2 separate regions of the Mus musculus genome follow, and region 1 is linked to region 2. The links are chromatin loops, found by intact Hi-C in ENCODE. Cell type or tissue: left cerebral cortex. All regions are shown on one strand. Links, peaks and the distances in the headings refer to the core of each region. The heading gives the core; the rest is flanking DNA.

Region 1 (4,943 bases), core at 1,642-4,141, 330 kb after region 2:
ATGGCAAGGGGCTGGGGGTCCTGCTTTTTAAAAGGATTGTGGGAAACTGGTTTCTTCTCTCTTCTTCCTGTGACGTCTTTTTAACCTCACAGGACCAGTCACTTCATAGATTCACACTCTCACGGTGACAACAGTAAATATAGGGGCGGGGGCTGCTTGAAGGAAGAAGGTGACCACTGGCATTCTTGACAAAGGCCTGTTGCCCCCTGCCCTGTATCTGTCTGTCTCTATTTACTCTCAGCCACGAGTGAGCTTGTTTGTTCTATACCATAATAATCTGCCACCCCACAGGCTAGGAGCAAAGGATCCAGCTGGACGGGGAACTGTGAACTAGAATACATCTTTCCTCCCTTGAAATGATTTCTTTCAGGCACACTGTCATTGTGACCAAAACAAACAAACAAACAAACAAACAAACAACAAAATGGCTATCATGGCCACGTATTAATAATCGATGACAGTACATATCTGTAATTCCAGTAACTGGGATATTGAGGCAGGAGGATCATAAGTTTGAAATCAGCTATGGTTACATTAGAAAAGCATTAAAAGATCCTTAGGTAGAGCCAGGTGAGGGGTGGTACACACTTTTAATATCAGGACTGGGGAGGCAAAGACAGGATACTCTCTGAGTTCAGACCAGCCTGGTCTAAGGTGTGGGTAGCCGGAGCTACCCAGAGAAAACCTATCTTGGACAACTAACGAAAAAAGTTAATTAAATAAATTTTAAAGCTGGGCAGTGGTGGCGCATGCCTTTAATCCTAGCACTTGGTGGGCAGAGGCAGGTGAATTTCTGAGTTCGAGGCCAGCCTTGTCTACAGAGTGAGTTCCATGTCAGCCAGGGCTATACAGGGAAACCCTGTCTCAAAAAACCAAAAAAATTTTTAAAAGATCCTTGGGTATACGGTAAATTTGAGGCCAGGCTATATCTAAGAGACCCTGTCTCAGTCACCTCCCAAATAAAAGCTGAGAGAGAAAGGGATTGGGGTAAGGGGACCCCCTGAAGCTAGAGCAGCTTCCAAGAAGCTATATCTAATGAAAAGGCAGAGACAGGAATTGCATGAATGAGGCTAGCGCAGGTTGCCCTTACTTGCTGATGACAGACGTGACCGAGTCAACATTTTTGAAGGAAGCAAAACCACATGAAAGTCATGGCTTGGCAGTCCCTTCCAAATGCAAGTGAAAATTTAATGGCCATGGTTACAGCATTGAGGTGGTCAGCTCACGGAAGCTCTGCATTTAAGACTGCTTCAATATTATTGGATGTTCAAATATGTTCACTTTCTTGAAATGATAAGAGTTTAACTCTCTTTGGGTCTTTGCTGGATTTCTTCCCTTCGCCTCACGACATGCCATGGCTTTCCTTGCCAGGGACTGACCTTGTACACTTGGACTTCTTGACAGAGCCATGAACAATAAGCTTCTTTTCCTTATAAAATACTAAGTCTGTAGTAATTTGTTCCATGAGCAAAACCAGACAAAAACATTTGAACACACTCCCTCCCATGGGTACCAACAAGCATGCATGCACATACACAGATACACACACAGATACACACACACACACACACAGATACACACACACACACACACACACACACACACACACACACACACACACACACAGAGGTGTGCATGCTCACGCACCAGCCCCTTCATAAAATCTACTACTACGTTGAAATGCATGATCTTTCAATTTCTGCAAATTCGGTTCCTCTTCCCCCAAAATGTTCACAAACAAGTGCTGAGAGAATCTGACGGCCAAAGGCTATTACTCGATTTGTTCCAGAAGAGTCTAAACAGACGGAGCCAGAGGGCTGTCTTTTGCTTGTCAATGGGGACTTCCCTGAGAGGAAGGAGCCTTGCAGTAATGTGAGGTGACATTTTGAACTCTTCCAGTAAAGTGGATGCCATGACTGCCATCTAAAGCATTTACAGGGCCTCAGCCTTCAGCCTTCACCTCCCCACGCAGAGTGAGCTGACAGCCCTGCCCCCCCCCCCCCCCCCCCGCAGAGGTGCTATTGTGATCTCTGTCGGCATTGTCTTTTTGGTACAAACCACAGAAGTCTCTTCACAAGTGAGGCCATAGTAGTTGCACAATAAATTTTGCAGAGTTTTCCTAGCATTGACTCTCAGTGAGCATCTGATGAGTGGGTGCTCAGCCCCAGAGTAAGAGGGACCTTCATTGTCAGAGGTCACCTGTAGCTTCCACGGCAGGGTGGAGAAGGGGCCGTCGCTAGTTGCAGAGGCAAGAGCATAGGAAATGAAACACAGGACGATACTTGTGAAAGCATGAAAAAAAATCTAACTTGAAAATATATACCATCATTGCTAAATGACCCAGGAACCTGTCCATCAAGCAACAGGAGGGTGATCTCACTCAGCATTATGAGCTTTCTACTAAACATATGTCCTGTAGTATCCAAGAAGGACATGGCATGACCTATCTAAGGGTTACAGAAGACCACAGATGTGGAATATGCTTGTCTCCCTGGCACAGAGTAGAAAAAGACCATCAAATTTAAGGATCATGTTACAGGAAGAGGGCCAAGCTTCAAAACAGATCTGTAAATTTCAGGAAATCAGTCCATAGCAATTTGTGCCCGTGGTTTTTGAATACCAATAATTCACTATATATTACTGAAAATAGCTTGTGGAATTATGAAGGATTAGTGTACTGTGTTATGGAGGAATGGCAAAAATGAGCAGATCAAGGAGGCAATGTTGCTATTCTTGGAAAAGAAATGTTATTTGGAGGAGTCATTATTTAAAAAAAAAGGGGGGGGGGCAAGCGCAATGTAGACTAGATAGATATGGTGCTAGTGCCACCTGCTGTTGGAATTATGAATCGCAGTTATCCAACAGCGGATCTAATCTGTTGCAGTGAATGTAGAAGGGTTGTTGGGAAGGGAGTGGGTAAATGGACTCAGATAGGGAGGCTGTGTGGATCAGATCTTCCCTGTCATCCTCTTTATGACCAGGGAGAACAAGAAGGGCTTATTGGACCTGCCTTCGTGTACAGGGTTTTCTATCAAACTTGTGTTAGTGACAGAACGCAGATGCCAACAGCTCCTAGTACTATGTTCTAAGGCAACAGTTCTCAACACTCCGAATGCAACTCTTTAATACAGTTGTCATATTGTGGCGACCCACAACCATAAGATTATTTTCATTGCTACTTCATAACTGTAACTTTGCTACTGCTATAAATCATCATATAAATATTTTTGGAGCTGGGCAGTGGTGGCACATGCCTTTAATCCCAGCACTTGGGAGGCAGAGGCAGGCAGATTTCTGAGTTTGAGCCAGCCTAGTCTACAGAGTGAGCGCCAGGACAGCCAGAGCTATACAGAGAAACCCTGTCTCGAAAAGTCAAAATAAATAAGTAAATAAATAAAAAATATTAAATAAATAAAAATAAAAAATAAAGAAAGCAAAAAAAATTTTTTTTTATTTTGGAGTTAGAGGTTTGCTAAGGGGTCACCAACCACAGGTTGAGAACCACTGCTCTGAGGAAACCCAAGGTGTATTGCTAAATATAATGCTATTTCCTGTCAAGCTTTGAAAAACAAAACAAAACCGAGGGCATGAAGCAGCTGAGAAATTAAAGAAATGGTGGGAATGACAGAGAGAACAAACTGGAAAGATCATCAGGGCAGCAGATCCGAACAGCCAGGGGCAGTAAGGTCTGGGAAGTGCAGCCAGAAGCCAGTTACTGCAGCCTCGGGATATCTGCTGAGCCGTCCAGGCAGCTGGTCACCTGGAGGAGTCCAGGCAATTAGAGGCAAGGGGTCAGGGCTCCAGGACAGTATGTGCTGGTCTCAGAAAAATCTCTGAGAGCAAACAAGTCAAAACCAGAAATGACTCCGATCTACCCTGTATTTTTGGTACAAAAAGATGCTGCCTGTGGCAGGCCATTCTGGGCAATCTTCAGTCCCTCTGTCCCTCTTCCTCTCACTCCATGTGACCTTGGAAGCAAGGTGATTTAACCCTTTTGTGAACAGTTGACACACTTAGCTGCTGAGTTCCATTTTTTTTTTTTTTTTTTTTTTTTTTTTTTTTTTTTTGAGACAGGGTTTCTCTGTGTAGCCCTGGCTGTCCTGGAACTTACTCTGTAGACCAGGCTGGCCTCAAACTCAGAAATCCTCCTGTCTCTGCCTCCCAAGTGCTGGGATTAAAGGCGTGTGCCATCACTGACTGGCTGGAGTTCCATTTTTTGTAAGCAAGTTGAAATGAGACAGAAGGCCCACCTACCCGGGGACAGGAAGCTCTCAGTGGCACCAGAACCATGCACGTGGCTTAACAAAACGTTCTTGAGACCCATCAATGTTTTACCATGAGATGATATGTTTTTTCCTTATTACATTTGCAGAATATGCCCCTGGACAGGAAGACCATATTCTGTGTGTCTACTCATCTGTTGACGGACATTTGAGTTGCTCCCTCTCCTCTGCTGCGGTGAATAATACAGAGGTTAGCACTAGTGTGTAGTTTTTTCCTTAATTGATTAAAAAAGAAACACACACACACACACACACACCGCTTTATTACGTGACTTGCTTGGTGGGGGCGGGGGCATGCATACCCCTGTGCCAGCACGGGAGGTCAGAGACAGCTTGCTGGAGTCTGTTCTCTCCTCCACACTGGCTCTGAGGATGGAACTCAGGCTTTGGTAACAAGCACGTTTACCTACTGAGCCATCTCAGCCACTCTGATTACTGCCTTTTTTTTCCCCAAAATGTCCACACCCCTTTAAATCCTTACCTTTTATTAGTTCTTTTAGAACGTCTCGTAATGTGTTTATATTCACACACACACACACACACACACACCATCTACCATCTTTTATTTTGTGTCCTCTTTTTTTTTCCCCCTTCCCCACCCATCAATCCGGTTTGCCCTGCACATATATTCCTGGATGTGTGCCTTCCATTAGAGTTTGA
Region 2 (4,943 bases), core at 1,185-3,684:
ACACTAGGCTTAGAGTCTCGAGGCCTTTCTTTTTTTTTATTGGATATTTTCTTTATTTACATTTCAAATGTTATCCCCTTTCCTGGTATCCCTCTTTCCCAGAAACACCCTAACACATCCTCCCTCCCCTTGCTTCTATGAGGGTGTTCCTCCACCCACCCACCCACTTCCACCTCCCTGCCCTTGATTCCCCTATACTGGGGCATCTATATGCAAGTGTGACTCTGGTTAAGTCACCTTGCACTTTCTGAAATATCTGCACTTGGAGAGTCAGAAATGTGAGCCGAGCCCTCCTGACAGGGTAGTAGTTGCCTGGGTCAGACAGGCATAGTGATGCTTGGGACTGTGCCATGTCCTATACCGGCGTACAGTGTTATCTTTTCTGGGTACCGAAGCAAAAGCTCAAATCGCTCATTAGACAAACGAGAAGCCGAAAATGGGCTCAGAAACAGCTCGTGTCCCCAACGCTGCCATCCGGGAACTGTTTTCAAACGCAATAAATGAGTGTGGAATGGCTTTAAATATACAAGCAGTTTCTTATTTAATCCAAAGATAGCCCTGAATTCTGTCTTCTCTCCTGAGAAGTTCCCTCTCTTGTCTTTTCAATATGCTCTTGGCCCCGAAGTATCTTCTTTTGTTTGGCTTGTTATATAAGGTTATGTAAATACGAACTGATACTACTTGATTCAATTCAAAAGACATCCCCAGAGAAGTCCACTCCTCAGTTCTGACTTCTTTGGACCTCCCAGTTGTATCTTCTGAAGTCTCCCACTGCAGTATTCAGGGTCTTTGTCTTTCTTCCTCCTGGTTCTGCCAGGACTGCTTCCTAGGCCAGACAGGCTCTGCGCTGGCCTGGACCCCTCTGTAGAGCCTCGGGCCACAGGCGTGAACAGTCATCAGCTGATCCTGGGTGAAGTGGTTTTGGAATCCTGTACAGCCCTGCTCCAACTCTCAGCTAGGCAGAGACGAGAGGAGGTGTTTGGGGATTTCTAAGTCCTCAAAGAGACTTCCCGGGCTACATATCCATCAGCCACAAGGATTTCCTCTCAAGGGTCAGCCCAAGGACCTCTGAACTTACCAATGGTTATCATCTAGCTCTGCCCGTGCCCTGCACTCAACTAGGGATTGAGGGTACTCAAGCAGGGAGCCAAGCAGATGGCCCTGGACCTGAGGTTCTGGGCTTCTAGCCAGGGTGGGTGACCTTCATCGTGACTTTCTGTCATCTTCCAGCCCCACCCTTCTTTCTCCTCTTCTTTCTGGTCTCCTTGTTCCCCCGAGTTCTCTTTCCCCTTCTCTCCCTCATGCCAGGCAAGTTTGCAACAGGCTGCTCTTTGCACAGTGAACTCAAAGGGCACTCTTGGCTCTTCTGGTAGCATTATGGCTACGACAGAAGTCCCGTTTCCTGGTCTCTCTTCTTTGCTCCATATCTCCTCACCAATCGTTTGAACTTTTAAACAGTGTCAACTGCTGAGTCCTGGAGAGCACCAGCTTTCCCAGGCTATGGTGTTGAGTGGATATGGCAGGTTTCTTCTCCCATTGTGTGGAAAGCCACGTGAGCACCGCTGTTCCTCCCTTCCACTGCCCAGCCCCATCAACATCATGCTCTCCTCTGGTTGCTCAGACCAGTCAGTGACTTGCTCCGAGTGGGAGACTCAGCATGAAATCTGACCAAAGCCAAGTCTTACTGTTGCCTTCAATTTCATACCCAGCTAGTGCAGCTACTGAGGGTGGGGGTGGGGTATTTTCAAAGCAATACATATCATTAAAAGAAAGAAGAGGAAATTTGGCTTTGTGGTTTTCTTGGGAAACACAATACAGTGCTGTCATCCTTTGGTATCCACAGAAACTGATCCCTGGACACCCAAACACCCAAATCTGTTGATGCTGAAATTCCTCTATAAAATGGTGTAGCATCTGTGCATCACCTCTGTGCAACCTTCATGTAGAGTAACGCATCTCCAGATTATTTCTAACACCTACCAACACAATGGAAATGTTATGCAAGTAGCTATGGTCCCATGCTCTTTAGGCAAAGATGACAAGGTAAAAAAAAAATCTGTATGTGTTGAGCATATATACAGATTTTTTTTAATAGTCCCAATCTTCTGCTGGCTGGATATGAGGATGTGGAACCTATGAATTCAATGCACCAGTCATATGTGTCAAGCTCATTGTCCTGATAAATAAATTAAAAAAATACAAGCATGTTGAATATGAAACATAGGCTAACTTTGCAAAAGGAGAACTGAGGCAAGAATCAGTTCTTCTTGGGCAAAATTCTTAGTATTGTTCCACTAGAAAGATTCATTCCCCTTCAGCAAGAGGGAAAGATATTCCAACTACAGAGACCAAGGCATAGATAGCTCTCTGTTGCCATCCAGTGGGGCAGAGCTGTAAGTTAGCAAGATTCTTGGCTGAGCCGATCCAGTGCATAGAATCCCAATTTGCATAAAATCATGCTATCTCCTCCAAAGAATGAGTAAAGCTTCCAGAATGCACCACCTCCAGCCCTCCCACCTCCCTCATTAGCTGCTTTTGTTTGTCTTTGAGATAAAGGGATCTTGGCTGGCCTCTCCTTGTTGACTGAAAAATTCAGTGCTCAAAAAGAACAGCTTTTGTGGTACTTGGGCCAAACCTACAGTTCCCTAATTGGTTTAAAAGATGGGAAAACAGGGTGTGGAGAGAATAAATGTGAACCAGAGAAACAGAGAGAGAGTACACAGTGCTGGCGGGTAAGTGCCAAGTGGTAAATAAGTCCTTTTTATAGACTCATTTGGCCTCGGCTCTGCAAAGGCTTCCGTAATTGAGGGAGGAAGCAGACTTAAGGGCAGTCTTGAGTGACAGTCAATTCTTTCTAAGATCTGTGGCTGATTTGTAAAGAGATAACAGGGGCTCTCCTGTGTCCTTGAAGTCTAAGGGTTAGTTAACAGGAGGAAGCATTTAGATCCAATTATCCTGGAATTTTCCTTAAGAACACACTGGGCTTTCATTCAATGGGCTCGTGTCTGGGTTTCTTGCTCTGATCAACCCAAACAAGGCCAGTGGTCAGGTTGGTCACCAGTGGTCAGATGTCAATGACACAGACCACATGGCACTGTGGTGAGTCTAGGACACACTACAGGCAGCTTCAGACTGTGAAGCCCTGATGGGCTGATTGTATGGGAGTCCACAGGCATCCAGGTCAAGTATCTCTAAAACTGAGGTTTGCCTGCCCCGGAAAGTTAAATGGACTATCAGATGTCTCAGATGTCAAAACTGAACATATCAGAATGCCAATAAGCTAACCTGTGCTGTCTGGACATCTTGCAAACTCTGTCCTCTGTACAGCCCCTCGGGTAACACAGCATGTGTGTGTTCCTTCTGCGTGAACTGGCTGCTCTCTGACTCAGAAGAAAAGCCACAGCAAAACCTGGGAAGAGAAGCCACCCTCCACAAGCAAACAGACGCCCCCTCTCTCAGCACAAGCCCGAGTCCATTTGCAACAATCAGGAAAGCTATGACAAGAGTGGAGATTGCATTACATCTGCAACCACAATCGTATATATTACACATCTTGGGTGCTTTCTTATTTCACTTATCACTTAGTGATAAAGATGACTAACAGATATTAAAGTTATTAGTTTGTAATTCATCTTCATTGTTTTTTAACTCAACTTTTTCTCTTTTGGGCTCTGCATCAGTGTATTTGAGGAGTATCCAGAGATTGCATGATGAGCTATTTATTTTAAATCATTACCATTTGCAAATGCTTATCTGTAGAAATCAGAATGTGCTCAGTTCTCTTCTGCTAGGGCAAAACATAAAACTGGGTGAGGTGGTGCACTCGTCTAATCCCGGGGCTTGGGAGGGGAGGATCAGGGGTTGGAAGTCATCCTCCACTCCAAAGCAGGTTCAAGGCCAGCCTAGGTTACACAGGTCCCTGTTTCAAAAACTGAAAGACGGTCCTACACTAATAAATCCAGAATAAATATCATATATTTATCATATATAATGATAGTGATGTCATATATAAGATATTGATATTGTATCATCTATATATGATATTATATATATGGTTACTATTATCATATCATGGTATTTATAGTATATATAATATATCACATACTATGTGATATATTACATATTGTATTATATATATCATATATATGATATATATGATATAATATACATGTATATATAATATTATAACCATAAATGTTTAACACTGGATTTTAAAAAACATAATAGTGGTCTTCTATTGACTAAAAAGGCAAATGAGCATAATTTTTGTAGGTTATCATGGACTAAAATATGTCTCTCCAAAGCTTGAGCTCTCAGTAACTCATAACCTAATTACATTGAGTGAGAAAAGGTGGGCTAAAATTGAAAAAAGGCTGGAGGAACCTGGTCCCACTTGAGTGGTATCCTTCTTAAAAAAACCATGAGGACACAGACATGATGGCCACATGAAGACCAGGAAGGGAAGGTGACCACCTACAAGCCAAATCCTAAGGCCGCCAAAGAAAACAGCCCCGCTGGCAGCAGCCTGGTATCAGACTCACAGCCTCCAGAACACACGAACACAAACATCATCAGTGGAAGACGCCCAGCGTGTGGTGTTTGGTTATTACATCCTGAGAAACTGAATCCAGAGTCCAGATCAGTTAGATCTGAAATTTCCCACCGTACCACATCCTGCCTTCCCAGCCTTAGCTTTCTGTTGTATTTTGATTTTAGTAGCTTATCAAGATATTAATTCACACAGCACAAAATTTGCTTGCTGTGGGCGTATAGTTTAATGATTTCAGTATATCTGCAGAGCATTGTACAATCCTGACCACAATACCACCTAATCTTGAAGTGGACACTTAAGGCCTCCAGGCCTCAGCTTGTCGTCTATGAAATGGGGCTGATACCTTCCACGTGCATTTGTTTAGATGGTTGAAGGATGTAGCAGAAGTCAC

Evidence for each region. Peaks named below come from ENCODE experiments on the same cell type or tissue, not always from the same donor. Only the 100,000 strongest peaks of a DNase experiment are listed, where the experiment ranks them.
Region 1: a loop joins it to region 2, with 8 times the contacts of the local background. A loop is called at or near these places in 4 of 42 quality-filtered maps.

The regions. Positions count from the first base shown.
Region 1 is chr14:67,943,778-67,948,720 of GRCm38, forward strand. It overlaps Gm41188 (a long non-coding RNA gene), which reads left to right and starts at 4,383. Exons shown (of 3, transcript XR_874750.3): 1 at 4,383-4,473. In left cerebral cortex, for the core only: a CTCF peak has its summit at 2,850 (motif pointing left); a DNase peak (open chromatin) is centred at 2,845.
Region 2 is chr14:67,618,599-67,623,541 of GRCm38, forward strand. No RefSeq gene overlaps it. Among named protein-coding and RNA genes, the nearest start is that of Gm24981, 54 kb to the left of the region's middle. In left cerebral cortex, for the core only: a CTCF peak has its summit at 2,384; a DNase peak (open chromatin) is centred at 2,402.